3 separate regions of the Homo sapiens genome follow, and regions 1 and 2 are each linked to region 3. The links are chromatin loops, found by intact Hi-C in ENCODE. Cell type or tissue: IMR-90. All regions are shown on one strand.

The links. A loop is a pair of places that touch in the nucleus more often than their neighbours do. Peaks named below come from ENCODE experiments on the same cell type or tissue, not always from the same donor. Only the 100,000 strongest peaks of a DNase experiment are listed, where the experiment ranks them.
Region 1: it touches region 3 in a loop (3-fold over the local background); 1 of 110 quality-filtered maps calls a loop at or near these places.
Region 2: a loop joins it to region 3, with 2.3 times the contacts of the local background. A loop is called at or near these places in 1 of 110 quality-filtered maps.

The regions. Positions count from the first base shown.
Region 1 is chr4:16,626,199-16,628,698 of GRCh38, forward strand. The region is part of intron 2 of LDB2 (LIM domain binding 2); the gene reads right to left. Among named protein-coding and RNA genes, the nearest start is that of LDB2, 270 kb to the right of the region's middle. In IMR-90, no CTCF peak of the experiment used is centred here; DNase peaks (open chromatin) are centred at 963 and 2,043; H3K4me3 peaks cover 227 bases; H3K27ac peaks cover 1,768 bases.
Region 2 is chr4:16,531,050-16,533,549 of GRCh38, forward strand. All of the region lies in intron 5 of LDB2 (LIM domain binding 2), which reads right to left. The region is part of intron 2 of LOC105374505 (a long non-coding RNA gene); the gene reads left to right. Among named protein-coding and RNA genes, the nearest start is that of TAPT1-AS1, 310 kb to the left of the region's middle. In IMR-90, no CTCF peak of the experiment used is centred here; a DNase peak (open chromatin) is centred at 1,372; H3K27ac peaks cover 158 bases.
Region 3 is chr4:16,685,174-16,687,673 of GRCh38, forward strand. The region is part of intron 2 of LDB2 (LIM domain binding 2); the gene reads right to left. Among named protein-coding and RNA genes, the nearest start is that of LDB2, 210 kb to the right of the region's middle. In IMR-90, no CTCF peak of the experiment used is centred here; DNase peaks (open chromatin) are centred at 558 and 1,238; H3K27ac peaks cover 1,561 bases.

The DNA.
Region 1 (2,500 bases), 59 kb before region 3:
TCTAATGTTCTCTTTCCATCTGCCTCATTTTAATTAGACATCCAAACCACCTCATTTTAATCAGAATACACGTTAGTTACTAGACTACTTGGAGAACATGAGATTTTTACCTTTATCACCAATTGAAGTCCCTGGTTCTTGTTTGCACTTATCTTATTCTTTCTCTCGCTGTTTTGCAGTGGCAGAATGTCACATGTCAAAAAAGTACTGCCATGGGAGACACATCATCATAAAGCCTAAAGTTTGAAATTGGTCACGAATGACCAGCATATGTCAACAACTTTGAAAATACCTATTCCCAAATCACACTAGCTAGACACTTCACTTCAGTGCTTGAAATCTAGCCAGGTTCTCACAGAGAAATCAGGCAAATACAACTTGCACTTATTTCCAGTTCCCAGCTCTGGCTAAGCTTCATTTTATTGTAAATCATCACAGATTTTTTTTTTTCATTTACTAGCTCTGTGACCTTGGACAAGTTGCTTTACCTTGCTGTGTCCTGGTTTTCTCATCAATAAGTAGGAATAATAGTCCCTACCTCAAGTGGCTACTGATTAGATATGGTAACATGTAATGTCCTCATCAGAGTGACTCTCAATGAAGATCAGGTAGTCTTGTTTGTGACATATATGAGCCTCGGCAGCAAGCCTCTCCTACTGCTTACTGTGAAAGGATGCCAACACCTGGATGGAAACGCTGCAGAAGACAGATCCATTAGATAGCCATGAAAGGAGATCTGGACTATAGACAAAGGATTCTCCAGAAACTGCAAGGAGACAGAACACAGAGAACTGTACCTTAGCTATCTTAAAGGTTACTGCTGCTGTGTTAAAAAAAAATCCTTCTGGTGGGGCCATATGAAGTACCCACTCTCAACGCCTCCTTCCCCAACGGCTGCATATTCATAGTCAGGGCTTCTTGGCAGTGAGACACACACCATGAGTCACACTGGGAGGTCAGTGACGAAACCATTATTCCCTTCAGTGTCATCCCCACCCCACCACAATTCCACTTTTGATTTGACACGTTATATGCTTAAAACATCTGGAAGTAAATCATCATCGAAGATACTATAAATGTGTGTGGTAATTATTGATGTGGCCCATACTACTGGGAGCAGTGTGCTTCTGTTCTTTTCCAGTTCAGTGAAAAAGGGGTTATAAATGTTAAAAACATTAGACTCCCCCAGTCCACTCTTCTATACAAGTGACTATTCTCCCAGGTGCTTGTGGGGAGCTCACTCTACCTTCTGGAAAGAAGGAAGGGAAAACTAACATTTATCATTATCATCATCATCGTCATCATTATTTTTTGGCTGCTATCTCTTATGTGTCAGGTCTTTTACATCAACTATCTCCATTTTATGGGTAGAAAACCCAAGCCTCAGAAAGATTAGATTACTTTCCTAAGCGTACACAGACACTAAGTGACAAAGAGTCAGGATTCCTGGTGTGGTAGGCAGCCTCCAAGATGGCCCCAGAGACCCCTGCCTCCTGGTATTCACCACCCTTGTGAAATCGCTTCTCTTTGTGTGTTGGCTGAATTTAGTGACCTGCTTCTAGCAATAAAATAGAACATGAGAGAAGCGATGGGATATCATTTCCAAAATTAGGTTACAGAAAGACTGTGGCTTCCATCATGGGTGACTTAGCACATATTCCACTGAGGGGTGGGATAAACTGACTTGTGAGGACTGGCCTGAACACCTGGCCACTGCTAACACAGAGGGCCAAGCTGCTGGAGTCAAATCAACGTGCACATGGGGTTTATGAGTCAAATTCTGCCCCTTTTCACCATGCCTGCACGGTTAAAGAAATCCACTCTGATTCCATGTGGCCAATTCCAACCACTCATCAGTGAGCCAGGATGTCCCCAAGTTCAACATAAGGAAAGAGAAACGAGGCTGCATTTCAAACGGTTTGGGTGCAGTGAAACTGGATGGCACATCATGCCTAGTACCTCTTCTTTTAACTTCTAAACGCTTGTAAACTCTGTGTGAATCAGAAATATACGGGTTGCATTACTCTGACTCAATTCATCAGAATGTTGTTTTGCAAGGATTACGTGAATTCCAGGAAGGCCTTGAAAAATAGCATTCTTTCATCTCATGCCCCAAAAGCTCCCAACAGGATGGATTCCCAAAACCCAAGATGTTGCCATTTGACTTAGAACTTCTCCAGGAGAAGCTCACCATCTATTCAGCTCCTACAGAGGGCCCTGGACTGAAGGTACTGATTTTCCAAATTGATAGTGTATTTGCATCAGATCCATCTTCCTATGATTTGGGGATGAGAAAGGTAACTTTTGGGAAAGACCCTTCTCAACTTTTTTTGCCTGACAAAACACTACCCGTCCTCTGGTGAGTTAAATCTTTTTTTTTTTTGTCCTGTACCATTCGAGAAAGCCTCTCTTAAATTTGAGTCACCCGGGGTCACTTCCAAGATGGCCAAATAGCAACAGCTCTGGTCTACAGCTCCCAGCGAGATAGACGCAGAAGATG
Region 2 (2,500 bases), 150 kb before region 3:
CTAGAAAGTAGTGGAACCAGGTTTCAGTGTAACTTCTTTTGACCCATACCCAGGAAGGTGCTCAGCAAACAGCAGGTGCTCCATAAACACCTATTGAACAAATGGATGATTCTGCAGCCCAAGTTCTTCCCACTACGCTCTACTATTACAAAACTGTTATCCCTCTGTCTGGTACACAGTTCTGATACCAAGGCTGATTAAACAGCATGTTGCCAAGTCCTCTTTTCTCAGGCCACTTTGGGCTGTCCCAGTTCCTCTGGTACTTCCCTGTCACCCTTGCTCCCAGCAGTATCTTTCAGAAACAGGAAACAACAATTTCTCATTCTACCATCTCTCTTCACAATCATGTGTGAAGGTGAAGAATGACATTTCCTTCCTCTTAATTCCTCCAAAAGGCAAACAACATATTATTCAGGAGTTCTGCATCAAATCCCAACACCTGATACGCCTGATAGGCAAACCATTCACTTTCTCTATTTGTGCAGCCATAGGACCTTATCACTATTGCTGTTCTTCCTTTTGATGATGAAACACATCCTCTATCACTCTTCACCTGTGTCCCTGGCAACTCCCTCAGGTTCACATGGCTTCTCAAACCTTAATTGTCTTGTTCAAGTTCTTGTGGGTCCAAAATAAATCATGGATTTAGAGAAATTATCACTGTGTCATTCATGCTTGAGTGCTGGCATGGCTAAATAGATAGATAGACACCTTCAAACCAGGGATATGGTTTAGGAAAACCTTACAGTTAGAATAAATTTTGTCTAGGAATGTTCTGTCCAAAAGCACCCAAAGTAATATATTTTTTCCAGACATTGTGTAAGGAAATATGCCCACCCATAGTTTTTCCATGGATGCTTTGCAGTTCAAACAGATGGAGGAAGGTAGCAGAGGACCTGAGATGAGGGAACACAGTTTCATTTAAGGATAAAACCCTCTAATAAAAGGCTTTTTCTGAGGTTTCATTCTAGCTTAGCATGATCATTTTGTGTACTAAAAATAAACAGAGATTATGCATAGCTAGGATTTGGGCCGGGGGAGGGAATCAGCCTCTCTCTTCACCCTTCTCTTTCCACTTACTCCCTTTGAGTTTTTTTCTTTTAATTTTAGGTATGCCAAAAAAGTAAGGTTTTCAGGAGTGTAACAATTATGGATTTTAGGCACCACAATGTTTTCTTCGGGTCCACACAAACACACACACATATACCCTTCCATATTTCCTTACCATGGCTAAAGCACAAATGCAGTATTTTTCACAGAACTGATGCTATTTTTAGACTGAATTGTAGGAAGTCTGCAGCATTAATAAATAGACAAGAAGCACAGAGCCATTGCGCATGGTGATATGCCAATGCAAAAGCTAGCTTGGCCTTTAACCAATGAACTGTGGTTAGATGTTGCAACAACAAAAGTAAAAGCACCGCTTACAAAGGAATGATTAATAAGCTGACAAACTTCAGGCATTTATTTCCTATTCTTTCGTGCCAGCTATATTAACACTAGCATATTTTCAACTTTATTAGTAAAGTCTTAGAGTCTGGTACTCTTAGGTGTGGTCACGAAGAGCTTCTTAAATCAGCTGCAAATTATTTGGAGAGGTAAATACTTGATAAATGTTGCTTTTTTCCCCCATTACCCTAATAGACCATGTCTGTTTATTTGTCTCCATGACACCTTGCTCCGAATAATAACCATTATGGTTCCCCAAACCCAATGCTGCAGGAAATCATCTACTGTGGTATTAGCATCTTGTGGTAACTGATCCATGCCCCTTGTTGTGGGACTTCTTCGGTCATATTTGCTTCAAGGAATTTCTATCCCTCCCTGTGGCAAATGTTCTCTGTGTGCCAGTCTGACATTCCTAGCATAGGAACCACTTTCTAGAAAGGGAGCCAGTCAACAGACTCCAATATCCTGTCTATAATAAACTCAACATCTCAATCAGCTGAAAAGATGGAGTAAAATGAGGAGTTAGGGGATGGAATTAGTGTGACCAACTTGCTTCAGTTTGCTTGGGACTGTCCCAGATTTTAAAACTAGAAGTTCCAGATCCCAGGAAACCTCTCAGTCCCATTCAGTGGGTTGGCTTGTTACCCTAGATGGAAGAGTCACTGGCCTGAGCCTGAAGGAAACTAGGAAGGGACTTGGCTTTAGAGACAGACCCAGGTTCAAATCCCAGCCAGGTCCTACCAGCTGTGTGACTCTCCTCAAGCCTCGGTGCTATCAACATGTGATTAACCTCTAGTCTGAGGTTAAGGATCCCACTTCTAAAGTTAAAAAACCATTCATGTCTGCAAAAATGGAAATAATAATAGCTACCTCATGGATCTGAGGATACAAAGCAAAATCACATCTGCAAGTATCTACACATACAAGAAATCGCAAACTTCAGAGCCCTGGTTGCTGAGTTCCAAAGTGGATTAAGATGGACTTAAGTGGGTCCTAAAAAAGCAATGACAAATGACACAATGAAATTGTATCCTGGATGGTGTGTCCCTGC
Region 3 (2,500 bases):
TGATGAAAGGAAAGGATATTTACCAGCTGCTAATGAGCAGAGCTTGAGTCCCAGGAGACCAGGTTCTAATTTTGGCTCTGCCAGTATGGAGGATGCGATCCTCACTCGCTCCATTTAACTTCAATAGGTCTTTGTTTCTGCCTCCCTAAAATCAGGGAGTTAGCTGAGGTTACCTCAGATACCTTTTACATCTCTCAAGTTTTTTTTGTTTTGTTTTGTTTTTTGTTTTTTTGTTTTGTTTTGTTTTGTTTTTGCTGGAAAGCTAACTGCTCTAGAAAAAACCTTTGACTTGACTCAGAGGACACGGTGAGATGAGTTACATAAACTCTATAAGGCTCCATCTCCTCACCTGTTGAATGGACCTAATATTCTCTACCTGAAAGGATTAAATAAAGTCATGTATGTGAAATTAAGTAGCAGGGGGAAGGAAGCAGATTCGATGTCCCAATGTGAATGGAATCCAAATAACGTGATTTCATGACTAGTTTAAAGGAATCTTCTTCACTATTATCCTAACATCACAAGCAAAGCTGCCCACCCTCAGAATCCGGAAGCATTCTCTACCAAGTGGTCACCAAAACACAGGCAAAAGAGGCCAGGCGCAGTGGTTCATGCCTGTAATCCCAGCACTTTTGGAGGCCGAGTCAGGTGAATCATTTGAGGTCAGGAGTTCGCAACCAGCCTAGCCAACACAGCGAAATCCCGTCTCTACTAAAAATCCAAAAAAAAGTAGTTGGGCATGGTGGTGTGTGCCTGTAGTCCTAGCTACTCTGGAGGCTGAGGCAAGAGAATCACTTGAACTTGGGAGGTGGAGGTTTCAGTGAGCTGAGATCGTGCCACTGCACTCCAGCATGGGTGACAGAGAGAGACTCTGTCTAAAAAAAAAGGCAAAAGTCAAAATATGTAAACATGGCAGATCAAAGCTAATCACAATATTAAGAATTCAGTTTCCCTGGCCAGAGAGCCACTCGAAGCAGAGAGTAACCATAAATGAGGATTTCTTGACCCCCTTAACTAGATCCTCACAAAGCAATAGCCCAAATTCTCCCTTCCGTGTGACTATTTATCCCATACTAAGCCAATAACCTACATCCTAAGAGATGGCTGCAGAATGCACAATTAGGAAGAAGTTTTATTATTTTTACTGTGCTAGTCATCACATTGGAATCTTGTATAATCATGATCCAAAGTGGGTGGTATTACTCTCATTCTTACTGATGCAGAGGCTGAGGTTCCAATGGCTTAAGCAACTTGCCCAAAGACAAAACATGCAAGGAAAGACTACGTGACCTCACAGATTGTGCTCTTGCTCTTGTGTGTGACTCTCAAGAAATGATAAGAATCTTTGGGCAGAAATGCTGACAACTGAGGCAGAGAATCTGAAAACAACCTTCCCTTCAAACCTAAAAATCAGAGACTGCTTCTTCCAAACCACTGAGCTGTCAGAAGATGAATAAGGCAGAGAGACTGTCAGAATCCAAGTCAGGAGTACTAGCTTGTTCTTGACATGGTTACAGAGCCTAGGATACTGCAGGTGAATTCCACCTGGTTCTGAATGAATGAATGAATCAATCAATCAATGAGGAATTGCTCAAACTCAGGTTGCCAGTAGCATATAGGTCCATGGGTACAAAAAACTGTCATTCTGATTTTTTCTTTGTTTTTAATGCATATCCTTGCTCTTGCTACAAATCATAATTTTGGTGGGGTTGGGGGGATCCTTATTCCTCCAGCTTTCACTCTTTCAAAGTCTGACTTCTTAGTCTCTTTGGTCTCTTATTCCTCTTCCCTACTTTCTGCTTTCCACCTCTCCTTTTTCTTCATCCTAATGTTTCAGAAAGAATGCTTGAGAATATATATTTTTCTTTTTACCAGTGAAATATGGGGTGAAAAAAATACTGTATATACATTTAGATTGCCTGACTTTCCTCTATAAACTTGAAAAAAAAAACCATTAACTTCAGTTCATTAATGTAATGCCATGAGTTTCTTGTTATGAATTGTTATGGTCGACATGTTTATGTTTTCTGCAAATTCCTATTTTGAAATCCTATCCTCCAATTTAATAGTATTAGGAAGTAAGGGCTTTGGAAGGTAATAAGGTTATGAGAGTGAAGCCCTCATGAATGGGATTAGTGCCCTTATAAAAAGAGACTTGAGAGCTTGCTCTCTCTCTCGCTCTCTACTCTCTGCCACTTGAGGACACAGCAGGTAAATTGCTGCCTATGAACCAGGAAGCAGGCTGTCACTAGACACCAGATCTTCTGGCACCTTGATCTTGGACTTCCTGCCTCCAAAATGGTAGAAAATAAATATCTGTCGTTTAAGCCACCCAGTCTGCACAGCAGCAGAAACTAAGATAAGGATCATATTTTTAATGATGGAAATAATAATAAAGAAGAGGAATAAGTAAACTAAGTCTGGACTTCTCTAGAAACCAAACACTATCAGACCCAACTGGGAGATGTACTTACCCATATCAACTAATGTGCTATACTCA